3 separate regions of the Homo sapiens genome follow, and regions 1 and 2 are each linked to region 3. The links are chromatin loops, found by intact Hi-C in ENCODE. Cell type or tissue: endothelial cell of umbilical vein. All regions are shown on one strand.

Region 1 (8,000 bases), 130 kb before region 3:
AGCAGGTGTCTCGCATGATGGAGGCAGGAGCAAGAGCAAGAGCAAGATCAAGACCGAGGAGGTGCTACACACTTCTAAACAACCAGATCTCACAGAACTCACTCACTAGACAAAGACAGTACCAAGGTGGGTGGTGCTAAACCATTCATGAGGGATCTCCCTTATGATCACATCATCTCCCACCATGTCCCACCTCCAACACTGGGAGTTACATTTCATTATGAGATTTGGGTGGGGACACACATCCAAACTATATCATATATCCTCTTTGATTTATATGATACAAGCTACAAATTGCCAGCCAAAAAATAGTTGAGCCAAAGTATCCTTCCCAATATGACTGATTTAAAAGGAACAGAGTGCCTCAATTTAATGTGCTGCATTATGACATAACTTCTTATGAAGTCCAGATTTCTCACACTTGCATATCTCTAAGAAAAAAAGAAAACTTAATTTTATGAGTGATACCAAGCCAGTTAAAAGAAAGCTAATTATATTAGTTTCCTGTGGCTGCTGTAACAAATTCTCACAAATCGGGTCACTTAAAACATCAGAAATTTATTTTTGTACAGTTCTGGAGGCCAGAAGTCCAAAATACTTTGACCAGGTTTAAGCCACGATGTCAGCAGGACTGCATACCTTCTGGAGGCTGGAGGGAAGAACCGTCTGCCTGCCTGTTCCAGCTGCTGGAGTTGCTCTCCTTGCTTCCCTTGGCTCATGAACTTTTCCTCCATCTTCAGAGCCAACAGCGTAGCATCTTGTTTCATTGCCTTTTCTTCTGTCTCTCGTCAAATCTCCCTCTATTTATTTATTTGTTTTGATAGAGTCTTGCTCTGTCACCCAGGCTGGGGTGCAGTGGCACAATCTTAGATCACTGCAAACTCCGCCTCCCAGGTTCAATCAATTCTTCTGCCTCAGCCTCCCTAGCAGCTGGAATTACAGGCATGCACCACCACGCCAGGCTAATTTTTGGTATATTTTTTGTATTTTTAGTAGAGACAGCGTTTTACCATGTTGGCCAGGCTGGTCTCAAACTCCTGACCTCAGAAGATCCACCCACCTCGGCCTCCCAAAGGACTGGGATTACAGATGTGAACCACTGCCCCCAGCCAAATCTCCCTTTTAAAAGAATATTTGTGATTTCATTTAGGGCCCATCAGGATAATCCAGGATAACCTCCCCATCTCAAGAAACTAAACTTAATCCCATCTGCAAAGTTCTTTTTATCATACAAGGTAACTTTCACAGGTTCCAGGGATCAAGACCCAGGTCACTTGTTGGGGGTTATTATTCAACCTACCACAGTGATAAACACATGACTTAAATAGCAGGCTGGTGGCTTGAAGTTCTAGTTTTAAACTGGGAATAAGATAGAGGTAATTACACTAATAATTGCCAACTTTCTAAAATCTGAATGCCTGAGAAATACAGATAAGTAAAGCAAAAAGCAGTTATGACTACCTTTTTGATAACCTTAAGTCATCACATATCCACTTCCTTATCTTGAAAATAGAAAAACAGACACCAGGTATCTCTTCTATTATTCCTAATGTCAAAATAGAAATATTTGCAACAGGCTTGCCGTCGCCAGTTGTAATCACTAATATAATTGAGGATGCAACCATTTCTTCCTCTTTTTTGTTCTCCAAGATCAGAAATCTCTATAAGATTACTATTTGGGCTTTCACAATCCACTATTTATATCGTTCTCAGTAGTAGATGGGGAGGATGAAAGGACAGGCAGGTCCAATTTCCCTTCCTCTTTAACTTGAATATATGATAGTTTTACTTATTTGTCACTCACTCCCATTTTAAAACATTTTTATTAAATGTGGGTGATAGACTGTACTTAAAACTTTGCTTTTCATTTCAGCCTCTGCTATGTAAATCAAATTAATGATGGACCCAGTTAGCTGAATAGTTAGAAGAAAACAGATTTTGTGGAACATTCAAAAATTTCTTGCTTTTTGCAAACAGTGCAGAAGAATGATTAACAATAAACACTGTTGCATACTCCATAAACTCAGTATGTACTTGATTTGGTAAGTTGGCCCTACCAACTATTCTTGATTCATGCTCATGAATGCTGAGAGATTTAACTTTCCTCAGTCTGGTTTATAACTCCTCAGGGAAAAAACTTAGACAGTTATTGCTATATGTTGAAAACTACAATTGGAGCCTTCATTATCTGCCGCCCACCCCCAACCACAACTTAATAATATGTAAAAGAGATGGATCTTTGAGCAAAAGATTTCTAAGAACTTTCTAAACTGTAAGTTTTATGATTATCTGTTTTCATGTTTGTTGACAAAAACAAAACAAAACAAGAGAAGAGAAACAATGATGAACACACATTTCTTCTTTGTGTGTGAACCACTTGCCTTTGTTTTGGCTTGGAATGGTCACTCTTGATGACAGATCCAGCCTCATATGTCACATTCTTGCCACTGTCTCTACACTTTCCATTGAGATTGTCATTGACAGAGTGACATACCTGGGAACCGCACCAGTTCCCAGAACCATAATTCTAAATTCTGCCAGACCATCCTGCAGTCTCTAAATTCCAATGGACGTTTTGTAAGGTGAGAAACCCTCTCTCCTTGAGATTTGTTTACTTTGCAGTTAGTGATGGTAAGGGAGTCCTTTGCAAACCATTTGCTTGGAATTTAAATGTATAGTATTGCTGACAGAGTGCTGAAAATTCATCACATGGTGTACTTAGCATTTTCTTTCTCTAAGGGTATGGAATGGGGGTGTCCCTTCCCTGCTGTCCCTCCCAGTTATTCTGGCTATGAGCAGAGTATCCCTATGATGACTCAGCCCAAGCCCTGCCATCCTCTGCTGCCATCCAGAAACTGGCTCACAAGGGCTCCCTCACCACGGGTTTGTTTGGAGGGCTCACTTCCAAAACAAAGATTAAAATGCCTTTTCTCTTTAATAGTCTCACTGAACACTATTGCTTGTTAATGTTCAGACACTAATAGCACTGGAAAGAGTCGTTCCTTGTGTCAACTCATCAAGTAGTCTAAACAAGCCTGTTGGAGGCTGGCCAGTTCTGGCCAGTCATTGACCACAGACATGATCTAGAAGGCTATTACAACTTGTGGAAGTGAGAGGTAGCTCTGCTTCCTGTCTAGCCCACTTCCCAGGGATTCTCCCCAGAACCACTGGACTTTGAGGCCAGTGGGGGTTGATACTCAGCTATAGACTTCAGATATACCTTATTTTTTAGCACGAAAATTGAGATGTGTGTAAAAGCTTCAGAAAGGCCAGAAAGAAGAGGATTATCTGAAGTGATGCTTGGCAGCTGGAAGTTTATAATTTAGTTCTGTGGTTAGAGAGTACTGATAGTTTTTGTCTTACTTGTGTTTTTGATGAATGGGTGGATTTGTGAGAGTTCTCTTTTTTGGATGATTGTGGTGCTTGTTCAGGGATATATCTCTGGTCTTCTTTGGATTTGCCATGTTTATCCCAGCCATATACTTCCTCTACAAAAAGAGCTTTATGATTATTTCACATCAATAAGATGTGTGAAGATAGGTGAAGAAAAATCTTCAAATATGCCCTTCTTGCAGTAGCAAAGAACAAATGAAAAGAAAGTAAAAGATTATATTGGGAAATGTTTGCCATGTTGTGTTTGCTTTCTAACCCTGGAGTATTCCTCAGGGCAGGGGAAAATGTGGTTATACATGTTACATTGCATCTGAGATCTAATTCTTGCCTCATTATTTATTTATAAACCTTTTATTAATCATTGACTCTGTGCCAGGAACCATGCTAGATGCCAGAGATTCAAAGATGAAACAACCTGGTCCTTCCCTCTCTGGAGTACACACACTTGAAATGAAACAATTGCTGTCTATGATGGAGGGATGTAGACAGTATGAAACAGAACACCTAGGAGAGCCTGGGATGACTTGATTAAGAAGTTTCTATTTGAACTGAAACTTGAAGGACTATGGGGATTTGTTGGACAAAAAAAATCAAGAGAATGGAAAAAGGGTGAGTGAGGCCGCAGCCAGAGCTACAGAGGCACTAGAGCAGGGGTGGGCATGGAGACCAAGGGAAATCCAGGTCCTCTCCTCTCCTGGGCAGAGGCTTGGAGGGAGACAAGACTAGATAGACAAGCAGGATCCAAGTCATTCAGTGCTTTGTAAATCACATTTAGATTTTACTCTTCATCTAATGGTAGATGACTGAAAAGTTCCAAACAGCAGTGACATGATCAGATTTGCAGGTGAATAAAAAATCACAATGAATGTATATACAATGGGATCCACTTGTCATCTGGCATCTGGTCATTATAGCTGATCAGGACATAGAGAAAAAACTATCTTTCTCTCCATCTGTCTTTCTTTCTCTATCGTGATCCATAATGGATTTAAGAAGGTTTTCAAATCTTACTTCCAGGTTTATGCAAGCCATGGAGAAGTTTATTGAGGCTTCCCAACATTTTATCTTTGTGTTGGTGTCACTAATTCTTTTTTCTCTTGATGCTTTCTCCCCAGAATCCTATGATGCCTTGCTATTTTTGAGCACTCAGTGATTTAAGGTTTTTTTTTTTTTTTTTGAGACAGAGTCTCACTCTGACGCCCAGGCTGGAGTGCAGTGGCACGATCTCGGCTCACTGCAAGCTCCACCTCCCGGGTTCACGCCATCCTCCTGCCTCAGCCTCCTGAGTAGCTGGGACTACAGGCGCCCGCAACCACACCCGGCTAATTTTTTTGTATTTTTAGTAGAGACAGGGTTTCACCATGTTAGCCAGGATGGTCTAGATCTCCTGACCTTGTGATCCGCCCGCCTCGGCCTCCCAACGTGCTGGGATTACAGGCGTGATCCACTGCGCCCGGCTGACTTAAGGCTTTTAAAACTGTACTCAAACATAAAGCTGTGATAATTAAAATAATATGACATTAATACAAGATTAGAAAGAGATCAATGGAAGATGTAGTTGATTCATAATCAGTGTAAAAACTTAATAAGTTTTACACTTAATATGTGTAAAAACATAATAAGAAATAAATACCACAAATTAATATTTTATGAAAAATCATAATACAAATTATTAAGGAATAATAAAGGTCAATTTCATTAGTAATCTAAAAGGACTAATTAAAGCAAAATTAAAATAAAAGGTACTGACTATCAAGCAAGCAAAATTAAACATAATGCCTATGAGGCATAGATGAGAAAGATATTCTCTTATTCAATGAAAGGATGCAACCTTTCTCGAAAGGCTTTAATGTATTAAAATTTGAAAAAAAATGTTTATATCCAGGCCGGGCGTGGTGGCTCACACTTGTAATCCCAGCACTTTGAAAGGCCAAGGCAGGGGAATCACTTGAGGTCAGGAGTTCGAGACCAGCCTGGCCAACATGGTGAAACCCCGTCTCTACTAAATAAAAAAATTAGCCAGGTGTGGTGGCACATGCCTGTAATCCCAGCTATGTGGGAGGCTGAGGCAGGGAGAATTGTTTGAACCCAGAAGGCAGAGCTTTCAGTGAGCCTAAATCATGCCACTACACTCCAGCCTGGGCAACAGAGCAGACTCTGTCTAAACAAAACAAAACAAAACAAAACAAAACAAAAGAGAGTGTTTACACCCTTGACCTTGTGATTTCATGGAAAAGTTTCAAGAACAAATTCTAAGAAAAAAAAGTGAAGAATTTGACAAAAATTTGTGCACAAAGATGTTCATTGCAGCATTATTTATAACATCACACATTTTAAGGACAGGTAGTTTATAAAATTAATGATACCAATAGTCACTGTCTTCCAAAGAGATGAATATTTACTGAGCTTCTACTATGAACCAATAATTAATTATCTCATGCAATCTTCCCACACAACAAACAGATTAGGTAACTAAGACTGAGGGTTTAGGTAAGTTGCCCAAGACCACACAATTTTGGTGCTGACCCAGGTCTGACATCAAAGCCTTGTTCTGTTCACTACACCTCACTACCTCTATTTATAACTGTGTGTCAATTGTTTGCTTATGTGTCAATTGTTTGCTTAAAAAAAATCTATAAGTGGCCGGGCGTGGTGGCTAACGCCTATAATCCCACTATTTTGGGAGGCTGAGGTGGGCGGATCATGAGGTCAGGAGTTCGAGACCAGCCTGGCCAACATGGTGAAACCACATCTCTACTAAAAATACAAAAATTAGCGAGGCTTGGTGGCACATACCTGTAGTCCCAGCTATTCGGGAAGCTGAGACAGGAGAATTGCTTGAACCCGGGAGGCGGAGGTTGCAGTGAGCAGAGATTGTGCCAATGCACTTCAGCCTGGGCAACAGAGCCAGATTCCATCTAAAAAAAAAAAAAATGTATAAGCTCCATTTCTGTTCTGTTTTTCCATCCTCCCAGGAAACAAGAGTTCTGCTTTCAGATTTCTGTGATGTGAGTTGGGGAGCTAATGCCTACAGTTTAAACAGTCAATAAATTCATTCAATTTAGATCATTCATTTCCCAAGAAAAAATAGTTTGCCATAGAATGCAATGTTCCTCCTGGGAATCTCCTCTCTCTTACTCTTGGAACAAATCCAGGGGAGACAAGCACTTAAAACACTGACAACAACATAGATAGGATCTGTAGTAAATATTAGCTAGTCCATTTATGTATAGTGTTTACAGTTATTTAAAGGGCTACCTCTTCTAATGAATAGCCAGTTTCTCTGATTTAAGGAAGTACAGTATTGTCAGTGCATTGAACATAGAGAGAGAACACTGTCTAGTGGCAGAAGCAGAGGACTACAGTTATTTCCCAACATTCAGTAGCTTGACTCAGTCTTTAAAGAGGCACTGGTTGGCTTAGGTTTTCGTAAGAATGGAAAGCGTAAGTGGAAAAAACAACCATCAGCATCAGTTTCAAATGTTCATTAGCCCACACTTGCAAATTGCCAAGAAACACATTGCAGGAACACCAAATGGTAGCAGTCAACTAAAAGGTCATAAAATAAATATCATTCGTTTGCCTTCTACTTATATTTTCTTACTTTGAAGATGTTTCTCACATTGGTTTTAATTATTATACCATGTAATGTACTATTCTGCTATTTTTAGATACAACCATTGGCTAGTTTCAGCTGTGAACTTCTAAATAGCGGCAAGCAGAAAAGTCATAGAAAAATCTCTCCTTTCTTGCTCTCTCAATCTTTATTTACTCCCTCTCCTTTTTTCTTCCCCTCTGCAAAGAGTGCAACTGTGATTGTATTTTATCAAGCCCAAGATAATGCTGCTTATAAGACTCATCCATAGATATAATAAAAAGAGAAAAGTATGCCAATTAAATGACACAAGGCTTTTTTTAACTTAGAATTTTTATTTTGTACTTAGTGAAAGAATTCCTTTAAGCTTACTGAGACATAGATATTTCTTTATCATGTATCACTCTTGTACATAGGTAAAAAGGGAAATACAAACAAAATAAATAGACTAAGCTATTCCTAAAGCTATTTTATTCATAATTTAACTCTTCCTAGTCATTTTTTATTCAGATTTTTAAACTGACACATAATAATTGTGCATAAATGTGAAGTATAAGTGATATTTTAATACATCAGTATGATGGATAAAGATCAGTTTGGGGGAATCAGCATATCCATCACCCCAAACATTTGTCATTACTTTATATCAGGAACAATTAAACATCCTCTCTTTTAGCTATTCTGAGATATACCTTATTATTAACTATAGTCACCCTGCTGTGCCACAGTACAGTAGAACTTATTCTTCCTACCTAACTACCTAAGGTATAACTTCCTACCTAACTATAATGTTAGTACCTGTTAACTAACCTCTTTCTCAATCCTCCCATCTACCCTTCCCAGCCTTTGGTAACCACTATTTTACTCTCTACTCTCTACTTTTTTTTTTTCTTTTTTTGAGACGGAGTCTCACTTTGTCACCCAGGCTGAAGTGCAGTGGCGCTATCTCAGTTCACTGCAACCTCTGCCTCCTGGGTTCCAGCGATTCTCCTGCCTCAGCCTCCCAAGTAGC
Region 2 (8,000 bases), 290 kb before region 3:
TCCTCCCCCAGCCTGCCTCTAGGTAAATGTGTGTATTTAACTAAACCACAACCACAAAGGCTCATGAAATTTTCCTGGAAGCCAATTAAAGCAAGGAGAGTCATAGTAGTAGATAGTATTAAGCCATGTACCAATTCTTTTTGGCTTACAAGTGCCGGAATTGCTTGTTTATACATTAAGAGCAAAAAAAAAAAAAAAAATAGACTGTAGTCTTTTCTCTTAATTGCTGTAATTATACTTGTGCCACCCACAAGAGAGGCCATTGATCTCATTTCTAAAGGGCAATTGTTGTAGCCTGGCTCTTCTGAGAGCTTTACAAAGTTTTTCTCATTTTCTGATTACCACTGGCGTATTGAGCTGCCAGTAGAAATGTATTTTCTCCCTGGTGCATTTCTCCCTCCTCCCCACACTCTCTCTCTCTCTCTCTCTCTTTCTCTCTCTCTCCCTCCCTCCTCCTGTCTCTGCTGCTGCTGGGTAGTTACCAGGAAGAGCTCACTTCCTCCTTCCTCAGGATCAAAAGGGATTGCAATTTCTGTGATCAATTGTGTGTGGTTAGACATTCTCAGAATATCCTGAATGTGGAAGTACTCAAAAGCCCATAATCTGGATAATAGTCGTCTGTGCTGGCCACATCCCTTAGGAAAGGCTCGAGAAACCTGGGTCAAAAAATTTACAAACTTTTTTGGCTCATTCGCATTGTGCGTTGAATTGGGCGAAGCATTTCCTTCGGGCTACCCGATACACAGCAATCTGAAGTATTATTGTGGCCTTCTACGCTTATCCTTGGAAGTCCTGCCTGAGTCCTTTCCCTGTGTAATCGTGAAGGAATGCTGTTCCAAAGACATGGGGTCAGAAGGGTGCAATAAATCAATCCAGATACACCCCTAATGAATGGCAAATTAAACAGCATTTGTTTTAAGTTCATAGGTCCTCTTGGAAGATGCCTTTTTAGTGCAAGCAAAATTCCTGGGTTGCAGGTATGAAAAGCTATGGGGGGTGGGGTGTGGAGGGCTCATAGTCTCTGGGTCGTTTTAGCCACCGTTTTTAAAAGTGCCAAAAATATCCCCAAAGTGAGTTTGCCCAGCTAACTCTGAATGTGCAGTGCTTTCTGCAGCCCTTACCCTAAGACAGAATTGTCTGATTGCTGTGGATTCTGGGGCGACCCAGACCCTTGCTCATTGGGTTTCCCCCTTGCTCATTCAGGTAGTGCTGCTGGGCTGGATAGGTGTTTTTGAGAACCCGCCATCCTCAAGGCTGCAAAGATTGAGCTAAAACAAATCTTCCAGTCACATACAATTCTAGCAGAATCACGGAGACATGGCCTGTGGCATTGAGAAGATTAAATTACCAAGCCCGCTGTGCCCCCTCCCCCAAGTAACTGGAATATACTTGTTAGAGCTGCATCAGAAAGAACAGAATAGCCTTTAGTCTTCCACAGCCCCTAAGCATTTTGGTAATAAATAATAAAAGGTATTTATTACATGTTACAGTGACATTGTGGAATTCAAATGCAGTTAACCATAACATTTTCTTCCTCAAATGTTAAAAAGAAAGAAAAAAGTATTAGGAGTGGGGAGGCAGGACAGCGGGAGCAGTGGCTTTAAAACCTGAGGAATGTGGTAAAGAGAGCCTTGTGTGTTTTTTATAGTCGTAGAATGGGGGTAGAAAGTGGGGAGAAAACATGGGCAGGAAGTCAGGGGATTAGGGCTGCAGGCCTGTCGGTGCCACTGTCTGGCTTTGCTACCTTGGTCAGAAGGACTACCCTTGCTCCATCGCAGCTTCGAAGTTATCATCAGATAAAAGGGTTGAGAGCCTTCCTGTTTTATCAGCTGTTTATTCAGTTCTCTCAAAAGACCTCTGCGTCAGGCTTCCCTGAAGTTCAGTGGTACACTCTTCTGAACCATGCTTCCTTTCAACCAAAAGGGGCCAGGCACAGTCTAGGTAATGGACAAGGGACGAAGAAACAGGCCCTGTGTTTCCCTTGCCTCAATTTACCGTGCTGTGGACTGGACAGAAAAGTCTTCCCTGGACTGACTCCCCACAGAGCTACAGGAAGCATCTGGCGGTAGAGGGTAGTGGCTAAAAGCATAAGCTCAGAGTCAAGTTTCGGCTTGGGTTCTAGCCCCGGTCACCTGTAACCATATCTTCTATTACACTGGGACCTTGAGCAAGTTGTTTAACTCTCTGAGCTACAGAGTCCTTATCTGGAAAATGGTGTATTGTATCTAAAAATGAATGACAGGACCTAGCATAGTCCTTGACACATACACTCTCAATTAATGGTAGCCAAAGAAATGAGCAATAATAAAAATGTTTCCTAGGCCTTAGTTTTATGCTAGTAACTACGGGTAAATGATGGCTGGGAGTAGGGAAGAAGAGTGCCTTATTTATATGTAGGAGCCTCTGGCAAGCGCACATGAGCTGTTCTGGGTGCTGGCTGGGGAGGTACCACAGCACATCTTAGGAGCCATGCCTGCATTTAAGGAAGGACTGCAAAGGCAAGAAGCAGGAATGAGAGACCTCTTGGAAAAAGATGTGGATTTTACATTCATTCATTCATTCATTCATTCATTCATTCATTCATCTAGCACTGAGGAGCTATTGCAGTTGTGGCTTTTGGTTACTTGTTCATGTGTCAGACCTTTGCTAGCAGGATTACAGAGATGAATGGCACCATCCTTGCCCTCAGAGAACTGACAGTCTAAAGTTCTAAAAGCAAACTGGCAGTGACAATAGAAGATGCTAAGTCTGAGGAAGGTAAGCACAGGGAACACGGGAGGTGGGGTGACTGTTCTGATTTGTCCAGGACTATCTTGATTTTAACACTAAAAGCCCACATTCCAGGAAGTCTTTCTGTCCCAAGCAAACAGACAGTTGGTCACCCTAGTGGGAAGAGTCAGAGGAGTGGCAGCACCTGAACTAATCTTGCCAAGTCAGAGAGGGCTTCTTGGCAGAAGGGATGGCCTACAAGGAAAGTAGGAATTAGCCAGGCAAGGATGTTGATGAATTGGAGGTGGAGTGGGTCTTAAGTAGAAAGAACCGCACATGCAAAAACCTAGAAGCAGGCAAGACCATGAGGAAGTGGGGAACCCTGGGGAGAGAAGGTGGAAGGCCTTTCTTTGCAGTGGACAGCCATTGCCCTCCAAATATGTTCCTCTTCTCCTTGATCTCTCCTCTGACTCATGTTGATTGAGAATGTAGATCGGCAAAACTGTGGGAGATGCTGTCTAGGCAACTCTCACATTAGAAGGGAGAAAAGAAGATGAATTTTTCCCAAGGTCCCTTTCAAGTCTTTGATTCTAAACCAAGAATACACCCCATCAGGCCATCCACAAGGGAGGTGTTCACTCTGTGTATAAGATAAATAGCCTACACCTTCCCTATGTATGTCAGCTGCCTTGAAGAGTGACACAAGTCATCACACAGTTGATTTGGCAGCAATGATATGTCCATCATAAATGCACCAGCATGGATGTGTTTGCTGGGCCACCACCAGCTGGCTGAGCCACCGTGGAGATGAAAGTTTAATTATTTTGTTTTTCTAAGTAAAAAAAAACCCTTTCCTGGTGAGGCATCACACCCTTTCCATTGCTCATGAAGACCTAGAGAACTAGCTGGAGTTCGTTTTTTCCCCATTATTCCCTAAATGTTGCTGTAAAGAATGCTCTCTGACGTGACTTGTTTCTGTATTTTACAGAGCCTATTCTGTTAATATGAACAGTATTAAGTCAAGAGGGTACCTGTTTTGCTTTTCAGCACTTCTTTCCCAATGTGAATCACTTTGGGAAAGGTGATTTCTAGATTGTTAATCCTTTAGGTATGTGTTTCATCCTCTAATATCAGGCTGGCATAGACACACTGGGAAAAAAATGAAAATAAAAACTTAATGTCTTTTCTATAGCCTGTCCCAGAGAAGAAAAGAACGCAGGGAGGAAGGAGTCTTGACATCACTTAATAAAGCTTTATGAGTAACTCCTTTACTACCCTAGATAACATTGCTAATGCATATTGCTCAATGAAAGAAAATGTCCCAGGCTATGCTTTACAACAGGCAGAAAACTTTGAGCTGTCTTGCCAATGCTTTATACTAAGTGCCAAATCCTTATTTCTTTCTTAGGCATTTATTGTAATAACATGAATCATGATGCATCACTCTGGTATTCGTGTGGCTGCTCAGTGTTAAGTCCCCAGGACCTCCATGGAGTTGACTTTATTTGGTTTTCCACTTCCGCTTCTGAGTGAGAGCCACATGAACTCAGACGTGAAGGCTCACAGGAGCTCAAGTGGGCGGACCTTTCTGTTGCTGTTTTGGTCTGCCTGTACTCAGCGGTTGTGGTATGTGCAGACCTGAACACTTGAGGGGACATTCAGCTGGAACTACCCCCATTTCCTGTAGTTTCCACTAAAACAAGAGACTTAGGATGATGTTCAGGATTGCTCAGACAGTTGCAAACCTCTGGGGCACTTGGAAGAAATGTGGCTATTAATAGAATTTTTGAGCATTGACGTATATGTTTTCTAACTTCCCATATATAATCCTGAGAGTGGGGCTGGATGTTAAACCCTGGAAGTAGGGAGTTTCCAGAAAACCATTCAGGATATCAGTGTCAGGTTTCTGACTTGATGAAGAGTTTGGATGAGTGGCTTCTAGATACAAAGGTTAATAGTGTCTGTTTCAAAGCCTAAATGGAATGCTGTGCTCATCTCCAACTTTGTGAATGTTCAACTGGCACGGTCAATTTATTCACTTTGAAAGTCTTAACCGTGCTGGTGAACCAGCAGGAGTGCTGTTAGGAATATTTAACATAAGCAAAAAGGAAAGGTAATGAACATTGAGAGCAATTGAAAGGACGATCCTGTGAAAAATATGTGACCTTACCTGAGTGTCTCAGCTGAGTATCAGTCCAGCAGAGCACCAATCACTTGCAGTGGCTGTGGCAAAGACACTGATGGCTTATTCATTGATTTGTACAATAAATATTGTGCCCTCACTACATGCCACTTACTCTGCTAGGCATTGGAGATACAATGCTGGACAAAACCAGACATGCTCCTGTCCTTCCAAACTTAACAATTTGATCTGAGAGACAGATATTAATCAAGTAGTCACATAAAAATACATAAAATGTCAACCTTGACAAGGAATTGGACAAGGTACTATGAAAGGCCTTGACCTAGTTGGGGATATAATGATTGGGCTGAGACTTAAAAGATGAGAAGTAATTAACTAGGATACCACAGGCAGGAAGAGTGCTTCAGGCAGAGGGAACAGCTCGCACATGTGAAGTTGAGTGATTCACCCAGTCATACAATTAATAACTAGTAGAGTCAGAGATGGGTGAAGAGCTCCAGGGGTCTCAGTTAGGAGTCTTACTAGCCCTATCTAATAGAACTTTTTGCAATAATGGAAATGTTCTATAGCTATGCTGTTGGATACAGGTAGCCATTAGTTACATGTGGCTATTAGCTCTTAAACTGTGTTTAGTGTGATGAGGAACTGAAGTTTTATTTAATTTTAATTAATTTAAGTATAAATAGCCAAATGTGGCTACCATATTGGAAAGCACAGATCTATATGAACCAAGTCCTGAACTAGCCCAAGCTACACAGGGCAGAAGGTTACTAAAGAGGAGAGGAAATAATTTTTTTTTTCTGAGATAACGATAAGCACATTGACCTGGGGGCTTCATTCATTCACTCTCACTCAAAAACATAAATTTATTGGGTACTCACCATGTGCCAGGCACTAGGCTAGCCCTGGAGCTTCTCTGATTGGCAAGACCAATCTCCCACTCTTGAGGTATTCAGAGTCTGGTGAGAGCAGAAACACTCATAGTAGTAATAGCAATACATTGTGATTGAATTGGCAGGACTTTGCTTTTTTAGGGTTGCTTACAATGGGAAGAACTGAGGGGTCATTCTTCTCTAATCTCAACCCTATAGGCAAAGGTCATGGTTTCTAAATTCCAACTGCTCCATACTCCAAGGTCTTCAAATAAAGAGGGAGGGCTTTAGTATAACACACTAAACACTTTAAAAAATCTCCCAAATTCAGTATACCAGTATAAAAAAAGAAGTGGATTTGCATTTTCATGTAGGCCTTGCATGCCTCTTCATTTGTAGGGCATCTATTGCTGAGTTTGGGGAAGTTGGGCCCCACCAATTGAAATTCTTTATAAATAGGTCATGAGACTTTTACTCAAGGATCCAGTAAGTGACATAGAATTTTAGTCAGAGCCAAGCTGTATTTTCGTGGGACTTTCAGGCATTGACTTTTGCTTCTCACACAGGCTAAAAAGGGAGCTAATAACTTTTACATATTTTCTAAAAGCACTTTCTCACAAGCAGTGGCTGTTCAAACACTTCAAACACTTAAACCTTCCTGCTATTACACACAGAATGCCAACAGTTATTACATCATTGTAAAAAACACTTCCTGATACTCAATTATACTCATTATGCCTAAATATTTAATTCCTGCCAATACCCAATTTAAATCGTCACTTCAAAACAATTTGTTTCCGATTATTGGGATCTACTAAATTACCTCCTCAAACCTATCACCTGAAAAAACATTAAGTGCCAGGGAGAATAAAAAGACTTTCCCTGTTACGAACTCAGGACACTTGCCCAGGGAGCTTCTCCTTATGGCGCACTGGTTTCTACAGAGTGTTCTGGCTTACAGCTTGTCCCTGCATCTTGGAGACCCAAGGAGGAAGAACCCAGATGTGTGCCCCACTGACCGAGTTTGTCACAACTATGACTGCTCAGCAAAATTAGTGGGTGTGGGTTGTGGAGTAAAAAATAACAGAAGCAGAGGCTTACTCAAAATACACTTAATGAGAACCATCTAGGGGGATGGAAATCCATATTTTTTAAAAATATCTCAAAGGATTCAGAAATGATTGGTTAACAGACTAGAAAATACTATTGTTTTCAATTAGCATATTTTACCCTGTTACATTTATGACATAATTTTCAGTGTGAAGTTTGTCAATGTCTCTTTTTCCTCTGAATTAGACAAGTACCTCAGGACTTCTTAAGACCAAATTGACTCTCCCTCATCTGTATTATTGCTGATAGGGCATTGCATTTCCACCAACAATGCTTACCTAAATTTCTCCATATGTTTCTTTTTTCATCAATGCTTCTTGCACTTCATTCTTTTTTTCTGGGTTAAATTTTGTTCCTGCTAAAATATATCCTTTGGTATTTCTTTCCATGAAGGCCTTAGTAGTAAACATTTTTAGTTTTTTGGAAGTCTGAACATATCTTTATTTTTGTATCATTTAAGAGTGAAACTTTAACAGATTATAAAAAGCTAAAATAATAATCATATCCCATAAGCACAGAGAAGATATTATTCCATTGTCTTCTGGAATCCATTGTTGCTTATGAGAAGTCATCTGTTAATAATCTAATTATCTTTCCTTTAAAGGTAATTTGTCTTTTCTTTCTGGTAATATTTATCTTTATTTTCATGTAGTGTGGTTTCAGTGATATGTGTTTAGGTTCAGATTTGTGTTTAATTATCATTTGCGGATTCCATGTTCTTTTTCAACTTAAGGATTTATAATTTTCTTTAAGTTTGAAAATATTTCTACCATTGTCTAAAAATACCTCTTGCCCACATGTTGGGTTGTTCATTCTATCTCCATATCTTTTTATCTTCTCTTTTATATGCTTAATGTCTTTATCTCTTTGAAAAGTGTTTCCCTGAGGGAAAGTTAGTAAATTAGAGGTAAATGTCAGGAGGTCACTTTGCTGTTTTACTCATATATTCAGGCTCTAAAGTATTTTTAGTGAATATATTTTTCATTACTAGAACCTATATTTGCCATTTAAAAAAAATCTCCCTTTTTTTCAAAGAATTTTTTGCACATTTCTTTCTTTTTCTGTTGAATATTTTTTAAATGCATATTAAAAATCTCTTTCTGATTTCTCAACTATTTCTATTCTTGTGCATTTGCTCAGAGTCTTTCATGGAAGTTTGTTTTCTT
Region 3 (8,000 bases):
TAATAACTACCAGAAGTCTATCATGAACAGAACACTACCTAGACAAGACTAGTGCAAAAAAAAAAAAAAAAAAAAAGAGGTGCTTGAAATGCTACCTGTCTTCTGGGAATATACATAAAATTTACATATAAGCATGTGTATTAATCTATTCTCACACTGCTATGAAGAAATACCCGAGATTGGGTAATTTAGAAAGGAAAGAGGTTTAATTGATTCACTGTTCTGCATGGCTGGGGAGGCCTCAGGAAACTTACAATCATGGCAGTAGGCAAAAAGGAAGCAAGACACCTTCTTCACAATGCAGTAGGAAGGAGAAGTATGAGAGCTGAGTAAAGAGGGGAGCCCATTATAAAACCATCAGATCTTGTGAACACTTACTCACTATCATGAGAATAGCATGGGAGAACCACCCCCATGACTCAATGACCTCCCACCGTGTCCCTCCCACCATACGTAGGGATTATGGGAACTACAATTCAAGATGAGTTTTGGGTGGAGACAGAGCCAAACCATAGCAGCATGTATACCACCAAAATAGAAAAGACACTACCTAGTATGTGATAACATAGTGCTAAGACACCTTGAATTCTAAGATACATCCCAAATTCCAAGATGTTAAAGATGAAAATACAATATATCTTAATAGTTTTCATACATATGTACTATATATCTAAGACAGAAATTTTACATGTGATATTCTCAATCCTAGTCTACTTATTTTTTAAATGATGTTATGGGTTTGCTAAATTAATTTTACCACCCACTAATGGGCTGACCTGATCTAAACACTAATCTACATCATGTGTCACAGATAATTAAAAACCTTGTTAACATATACAACCAAGGTGCTAATTGCTTAATTCTATGGTGGGTGCAGAAGAAGAAAAGACACAATTGAATATGGACAGAAACTACCTGGAAAGTTTTCAAATTGGAAAGAAGAATTGAGCCTTGAATACATGGGTAAAATATGGTGTGATAAAGAAGAGGCAGTGAATGGTTGAGAAACATAAACTGGGGGAAAAACCCTCAGATGTAAATGTAAAAAAAAAATTCCTTTCCTTAAAAATAAAATCTAACCATTTAACATTATTTTAAAAATATATGAGAATCCTTTTTGAATAGTAAAAGTCTCAATAATTTCAAAGATTACAACAAATTTTAATGTTTCACCTACAGAAAGTATACAGAATTCTGAAAAATTAAATACAGCTTCCAAAGAATGAAAATATATAAAATTGATTTAAGTAGAACTTGATACAATATTTGTTTTATACCCTTGTTATAAATTCAAAAGGGGTCAAATAGTCTAATAGCAAAATGATAGCAGCCTGAAAACAAGTGGCTGTATATTCCCCCACCCCCAATTTTTCTGTGCTTCTCTTATATTCAAAGATTAACGCAAAAACAAAATTTTGGAATCTGCTCTTTGCTGACCTCTGTACACGTTACCAAAAAAAAAAAAATCCTAGGATATAATGAGGTATACAGCACAAAACTGGCTGGCTGAACTCCTCAGTGACTCCCCTGCATTCACCTTCAGAATTTCTCTCTACTCCTGGCAAAAAGTGAGCAAACAACACAAACCCAAAAACCTATTTTGTACGTGTATGTGAAATGTGCACACCACAGTGCAAATATGTGATAGTTTTTAAATGTGCACGATTGGCAGTTAGGAAATGTCACTGTAATCGTTAGGTGAAACTTCAATCCCTTTGATGAAGATACCATCTTTGAGCCAAGCCCTGACAGAAAACCTTTGGTTCCTGTTAGACCCCTCCCTCCCCAGTCAGCTGCTGGGCTCCATCCGGAGGGATGGAGGCTCTCTCTCTCCATTACAGCTAAGCGTTCCCAGACCCAGCAGAAACCCTGGGTTCCTGCAGAGCACTCAACGTGCAGCAAAGTGTCCCAGCTCTGCAAAGGGCAGCTGGAAATGGATTTAAAATGGCAACGCGGACCAATCAGCGCTGCCGCGCCAAAGCAGACATTTACACGCGCCTCCTCCACATGCACAGCGGAACCTGGCGGTGCCTAACTCCTGCTTAGGGCTGCAAAGTAGGCGTTTTTATTCCACGGTGGTCTGTATCTTTGAAAAAAATAAATTCTTCCCCAGGTGAAAGTTTTTATTTTGGAATTAGTCCAAAATAATTTTGGGTGTGATGTGTGAAAATCTGAACCTAATTTTTTCAGAGTTTTGTGTTATTCAAGGATGAAAAGAGGTACATTTAAAAATGTACTCCACCTTTTAAAAACGGACTGTGGCCATTATGGTGTTCACATAACTCAGAACAGCCCAGGCCATAAAATTAGGACTTGGCAGAAAGAGAGTTCTCAGGCAGAAGGTTAAATCGAGGTAAACTGAAGGGAGAGTTGGGCAGTGAGTGCAATTGTGGTGTTAGGAATCTACAAGGTGCCCTTTACCCTGGGAACATCGGATTCCCGGGGAGGGGGATGGGGAGGGAACTTCGGTTGCCTCTAGTCTTTCCTGGAGAAAAAAGTTCAATGAAGAAGCTGGGGCGCTCTGTGTGTGCACATTGTTTGCATGTGTCTGCGAATGTGCATGTCTATCTGCGTGCCTGTGTGTATGTGTGTGTGTGTAAATGCGGGTGTTTACCAGCGCATGAATGCCCCCGTGTCCACGTGTATCTGCGTGCATGTGCTTACACGCGTGTTCGTGTGTATCTGCATGCATGTCTCCGTGTATGTGCGCGCTCGCCCGCCCGCAGGCTCTGTGGTGAGGGCATTCCGAGGCGGAGTACGGCTGTCAGGGGACCTCTCCCACTCCACTGCAGTCCCTTCCCACTCACAGTGAACCGGTGCGCTGCCTGAGGTGCAGCCTAGACGCTTCCTGCAAAGTGTTGGCTCGGCACGGTAGAGGCGCAGGTAAAGGCCAAGCCCCGAAACGTGGCTCCGGGACAGTCACGTTCCCGCGCCTTCCCAGGACAACTGCCCAGGGGTGACCTCGAGAGGCGGGTGGAGCTAGGCCCACGGCGAGCCAGCCCGGGATCCCCGGCCTGTCCCTTTAACCCCGCCGCCGGGCGGGAGCACGTGAGCGGGGCTCCGGGTGGCACCCGGGCGCCGCCGCCGCCGAGGCAGTTGTATTTCGAACGCTGCCTCTGGCTAGCAGCCAGGCGCCTTGGCTCGGCGGTCCGCCTGGCCTCCCTCCTCCTCATACTTTTCTTCCTGCGCAACCCCCTCCCCTTTATCCGCCCACGATTAGAGGTGGGCACTCCCCCCACCACCACCCCCTCCCCAAGCGCAAGCGCGTGCACGCACACACACCACACACACTCACACTCACACACACTCACACACACTCATCCCACTTGAATCTTGGGGCAGGAACTCAGAAAACTTCCAGCCCGGGCAGCGCGCGCTTGGTGCAAGACTCAGGAGCTAGCAGCCCGTCCCCCTCCGACTCTCCGGTGCCGCCGCTGCCTGCTCCCGCCACCCTAGGAGGCGCGGTGCCACCCACTACTCTGTCCTCTGCCTGTGCTCCGTGCCCGACCCTATCCCGGCGGAGTCTCCCCATCCTCCTTTGCTTTCCGACTGCCCAAGGCACTTTCAATCTCAATCTCTTCTCTCTCTCTCTCTCTCTCTCTCTCTCTCTCTCTCTCTCTCTCTCTCTCTCTCTCGCAGGGTGGGGGGAAGAGGAGGAGGAATTCTTTCCCCGCCTAACATTTCAAGGGACACAATTCACTCCAAGTCTCTTCCCTTTCCAAGCCGCTTCCGAAGTGCTCCCGGTGCCCGCAACTCCTGATCCCAACCCGCGAGAGGAGCCTCTGCGACCTCAAAGCCTCTCTTCCTTCTCCCTCGCTTCCCTCCTCCTCTTGCTACCTCCACCTCCACCGCCACCTCCACCTCCGGCACCCACCCACCGCCGCCGCCGCCACCGGCAGCGCCTCCTCCTCTCCTCCTCCTCCTCCCCTCTTCTCTTTTTGGCAGCCGCTGGACGTCCGGTGTTGATGGTGGCAGCGGCGGCAGCCTAAGCAACAGCAGCCCTCGCAGCCCGCCAGCTCGCGCTCGCCCCGCCGGCGTCCCCAGCCCTATCACCTCATCTCCCGAAAGGTGCTGGGCAGCTCCGGGGCGGTCGAGGCGAAGCGGCTGCAGCGGCGGTAGCGGCGGCGGGAGGCAGGATGAGCGCACGCGGTGAGGGCGCGGGGCAGCCGTCCACTTCAGCCCAGGGACAACCTGCCGCCCCAGCGCCTCAGAAGAGAGGACGCGGCCGCCCCAGGAAGCAGCAGCAAGTCAGTACGAGGGCGCGGTGGGGGCACCAGCCCACCCCGTCCCCACTGCCGGGGCCCAGACACGCGCGGGGCGGCCGGAGTGCGGGAGCCCAGTCGCCGCGGCCGTCGCACACTGCCCGCCGGCCGGCCGGGGGGAGCGGCGCAGACCCCACGAGTGCGCCGCGCGGCCCCGGGGCGCCAGCAACCCTCCGGGCGGGGAGGTGGGGAGCCGCGGCGGGCGGCCCGGGGAAGGCGGGAGGTGGGGTCGGGCGAAGCGCGTCCTCGGACTTTCGCTATTGTGCACGGCCCCGAGTGGCGCGGTGTCGCCCAGTGACTGGAAGCGACCGGGATCCGACAAACCCGGGCTCGCAGGCGCTTTCCGAGTTGCTTTTGCAACTGCCCGGGAGGAAGGAGGTGCCGGGGACCCGGGCGCTTCGGCCGATCTGGGCTGAAGGGGCTAGAGTCTTGGGGGCCGGAGGCTCTTTCTCCCGCCTCCCGGGGCTGCTCGCGGGTCGGGGGCTGGCGCGCCGCAGCCGCCCCCTTGGCGCCCTCCTCCAAGCTCTCGGTGGCCCAAGACTCGCGCCCTCCCGACAAAGAACGCATGGAGACCCGGCTGCCTGGTCCTTTTTGGGCTCTTTAAATATGCGGCGGCCGCCGGAGGGAGCCCGGGGCAGGGGCTACGGGGAGCCTGGTTCCCCGCAGGACGGGGTTAACTCGCCCAGCTAAGGGCGCGTTGAAAGGAGTGTCCAAGAGAGTGCAGGGTAGCCAGGGTCGCTTCCTTGTCAGGGGCCCGGTCCCCCTTTTGCCCCTGGATCTCGCGCCTCAGAGCTGCAGCCATTAAATGCTCTTCTCCAAGGCCAGTGGCCGGGGGTTGAGTAGGGGACGATCGAGGGGCGCCCGGGACCCTGCGGAGTGGAGGGTTTTGTCTGCGGATGCAACCAATTAAGCGTGCAGCCGGCGCTTGCAGAGCTGCGCTCAGCGCGCAGGGCTGGGGGTTTTGTTCGCTGTAATTTCCAAGCCGCGGCGGGCAGAGTTGGAGCGGGATATGTCTATTGAGAACATTTAAACTCCACTTTCTCGGGCTTTAAAACTTGCTCTCTGCTTAGTCTTAAATCGCTTCCTTCATGGCAAACACGCCGATTAGAAAATAATCCTAGAGTCCCAAAGTTGTCCGAGAGCAAGGTGGGGAAACTGAACAATGTTTGCTTGCCAGTGCATTTTAGAAAAATTGAGAGTTGTACCTTTTTGAAATCATCAAAGGAAACAAGCCGATCTAGAGGCCCCTGAGTTTTCCCGCTCTGCCCAAGCGACACTTTACACCGCATTTGAATCCTGTTTTACACCTCCCAGGAAGTCTCTGCCCTCCCCCACTTGTTTCCCACCCGCCACCCAGTTCTAACTCACTAATTGCCCCCCCTCCAAAAAAAAAAAAAAAATCCAAAAGAAATTACAATGGGGTCTGGAGGTGATTGGATACTTTACCTTTGAGTTAAGGCAGAGTTCACAAAGAAAGAAAAATTTGTCTCCGATGTGTTTGCTCTCGATGTGCCCACTGGTGCTAGTGGTCCCACAGAAGCTTGCAGGGAACCTTCCCGAATTCTCTAAATGGGATGCGAATTTTCATTGAGGACGTTCATGGGTTTTAAGTTAATTAGTCTCACTTAATCACCGAATCTGAATGAAATGTGAATAGATGATTCACTGGATAAATATTTGGGATCTGGAATATTAATCATCGCATTCTCTTAACCACTTGAGTATTTACTACTTGGCATAGGAGCCATTTAAAGTTTTGCTAAACCAAGTGATTGCTTCCATTTCTCATTCCCAGACACTCCATTCCTCCTCGCTTTTACCTCCTTTTAGTTTTCTCCACTCCACCCCCATAAGAGTTTTCTCAAAAGAAAGTTTTGAAGAAAATATGTTTATTTTTATCAAAAGATATTTAAATTTAGACTGGAGGCCATGCCTGCATCTCCAAAAGGAAGTGGAGAATTGAAGCAATTAACTAGATGATTCAAGCAAAACCTCCCACCATAGATTTACTATAATTATTTGGAAATTTTAGGGGGAATGGAGTTATTTTGAACTGAAGAACTTGAATAATTGCTCCAGTATTTCACTCAAAATGTGTCAGTTGAATCATAATCCACCTAGAAGGCAGGTATACAAAGATGATTAAAGGCCACCTTTTCAATATGGAAGATTGTTGAAATATCTGTGATGGTAGCTTCGTATTTCTGTTGTTTGAAATGCTAGTATAATGCAGAGTGGTGTTCGTTTAAAATGCCTATTATTCCTATGAGTTGCCAAATGCATAGCCCTGTAAACTTTACACCTTAAAAGTATATGACTTTCTTTCTAGAACATGCCTCTTCAGTCTTTGTTACCATTTTAGGTTTGAAGTAGAATCTAGTTTTCATATACAAAATAGAGTTTCCTCTTTGAACCCTTGCATTAAAAGTATAGTTATTTCCCCTTTCTGTAAACTCTGTACCATCATCATCCATTTATGCTTGAACTGAACGTGTTCCAACAGCTCTTTTGAGCAGCACATGCAGAAAATATAGCTAAAGAGTCAGGGTCAATTTCTTTCAGACATTCTTGCCACAACAGCATTTTTTTTTCCCTCACAATTAGGAACCAACCGGTGAGCCCTCTCCTAAGAGACCCAGGGGAAGACCCAAAGGCAGCAAAAACAAGAGTCCCTCTAAAGCAGCTCAAAAGGTGAGATTTCTCAAGTCAAGCTCTCCTAACTTCATCAATGACTGACTACAGGAGCCTGCCTGTAACTTTCCCATTCTAACTCCGCAGCCAGGAATTTGTCCCAACTGGGTAACACAAGACTCATTTCTTACATTTAACATTAGTTAGATGCGAGTTAACCTTTTTTGTAAGCAGATGCTCAGCATAAAAAGTTTATGAAGATACTTAACAGTGTTGTTTTTAAACAAACAGCCACCAAATAATTTGAACCTTAAAACGGGTAGAAGTGAGGAAGGAAGGGGTTGCGGGGGGGGCGGGATGAAAATGACACAATTAATATTTGCACCAGTTGTAAATAGTTAAAAACAAATCAAAACTATAGATTTTGCCTGGTGGTAAAGTTTTTGCAATTTCCTCTGAAAAATGATAAAGATTGATTTACTTTGTGCTTATTACATGGCTACTGCAAACCAAATCCCCCTATTAAAGTACTTTGCCAAATAGACGATAATTAGAAGTAAATCTAGTTGTGGGATAGTGGAAAAATTCCATGAATTTTGCAGCTTTAATTGTGATAATAAAGTATACTGTTTGTTTTACAATAAACCTGCAGTATAGTATATCATAATCTCAAAATGCCTTTTCATCAAGTGACATAGAAATGTCTGAATTGGACAATGAGACTTTTTAAAACAAGTATTTGGCTCATTTAATATCTCTTTTTGGGCAGAATGGAACCCAGTTAAGTGTAATATTCAGTGTTTATCTTAATAAGTTTAAACTTGCAGTTTAAGATAACTTCAGGTTGGCTGTGTTTAAGCTAGCAAAGAGGAACTATGTCAGGGTTAATGCATGTATAGAGAAGTACCAGTCACTTTTTTGACTTTATAAATAAATTGGAAAAAAAAGTTTCTGCGTTGTATTTGTAGGTTTGTGTAGTAATTGAGAACAAAGTTTCAAAAATCAGAACTAAATTTGGATATACCTTTTCACCGGTTTTGGGTACTCCATGTACAGTATTTGTTAGAAAGGACTATATGCTCATCGTTTGGGGATTAATGTTTTGTG

What was found. A loop is a pair of places that touch in the nucleus more often than their neighbours do. Peaks named below come from ENCODE experiments on the same cell type or tissue, not always from the same donor. Only the 100,000 strongest peaks of a DNase experiment are listed, where the experiment ranks them.
Region 1: a loop joins it to region 3, with 4 times the contacts of the local background. A loop is called at or near these places in 4 of 110 quality-filtered maps.
Region 2: a loop joins it to region 3, with 6 times the contacts of the local background. A loop is called at or near these places in 5 of 110 quality-filtered maps.

What each region holds. Positions count from the first base shown.
Region 1 is chr12:65,692,696-65,700,695 of GRCh38, forward strand. No RefSeq gene overlaps it. Among named protein-coding and RNA genes, the nearest start is that of MSRB3-AS1, 54 kb to the left of the region's middle. In endothelial cell of umbilical vein, a CTCF peak has its summit at 6,755; a DNase peak (open chromatin) is centred at 3,046; H3K27ac peaks cover 2,348 bases.
Region 2 is chr12:65,532,951-65,540,950 of GRCh38, forward strand. The region is part of intron 2 of MSRB3-AS1 (MSRB3 antisense RNA 1); the gene reads right to left. Among named protein-coding and RNA genes, the nearest start is that of LINC02454, 66 kb to the right of the region's middle. RefSeq lists an enhancer at 3,331-4,530. In endothelial cell of umbilical vein, no CTCF peak of the experiment used is centred here; DNase peaks (open chromatin) are centred at 821, 1,831 and 4,171; H3K27ac peaks cover 5,397 bases.
Region 3 is chr12:65,821,135-65,829,134 of GRCh38, forward strand. It overlaps HMGA2 (high mobility group AT-hook 2), which reads left to right and starts at 3,349. Exons shown (of 5, transcript NM_003483.6): 1 at 3,349-4,247; 2 at 6,867-6,953. The coding sequence starts at 4,137. It also overlaps the pseudogene RPSAP52. RefSeq lists an enhancer at 4,469-5,076. In endothelial cell of umbilical vein, no CTCF peak of the experiment used is centred here; DNase peaks (open chromatin) are centred at 3,417, 3,937, 5,237, 5,907 and 4 weaker places; H3K4me3 peaks cover 4,428 bases; H3K27ac peaks cover 5,882 bases.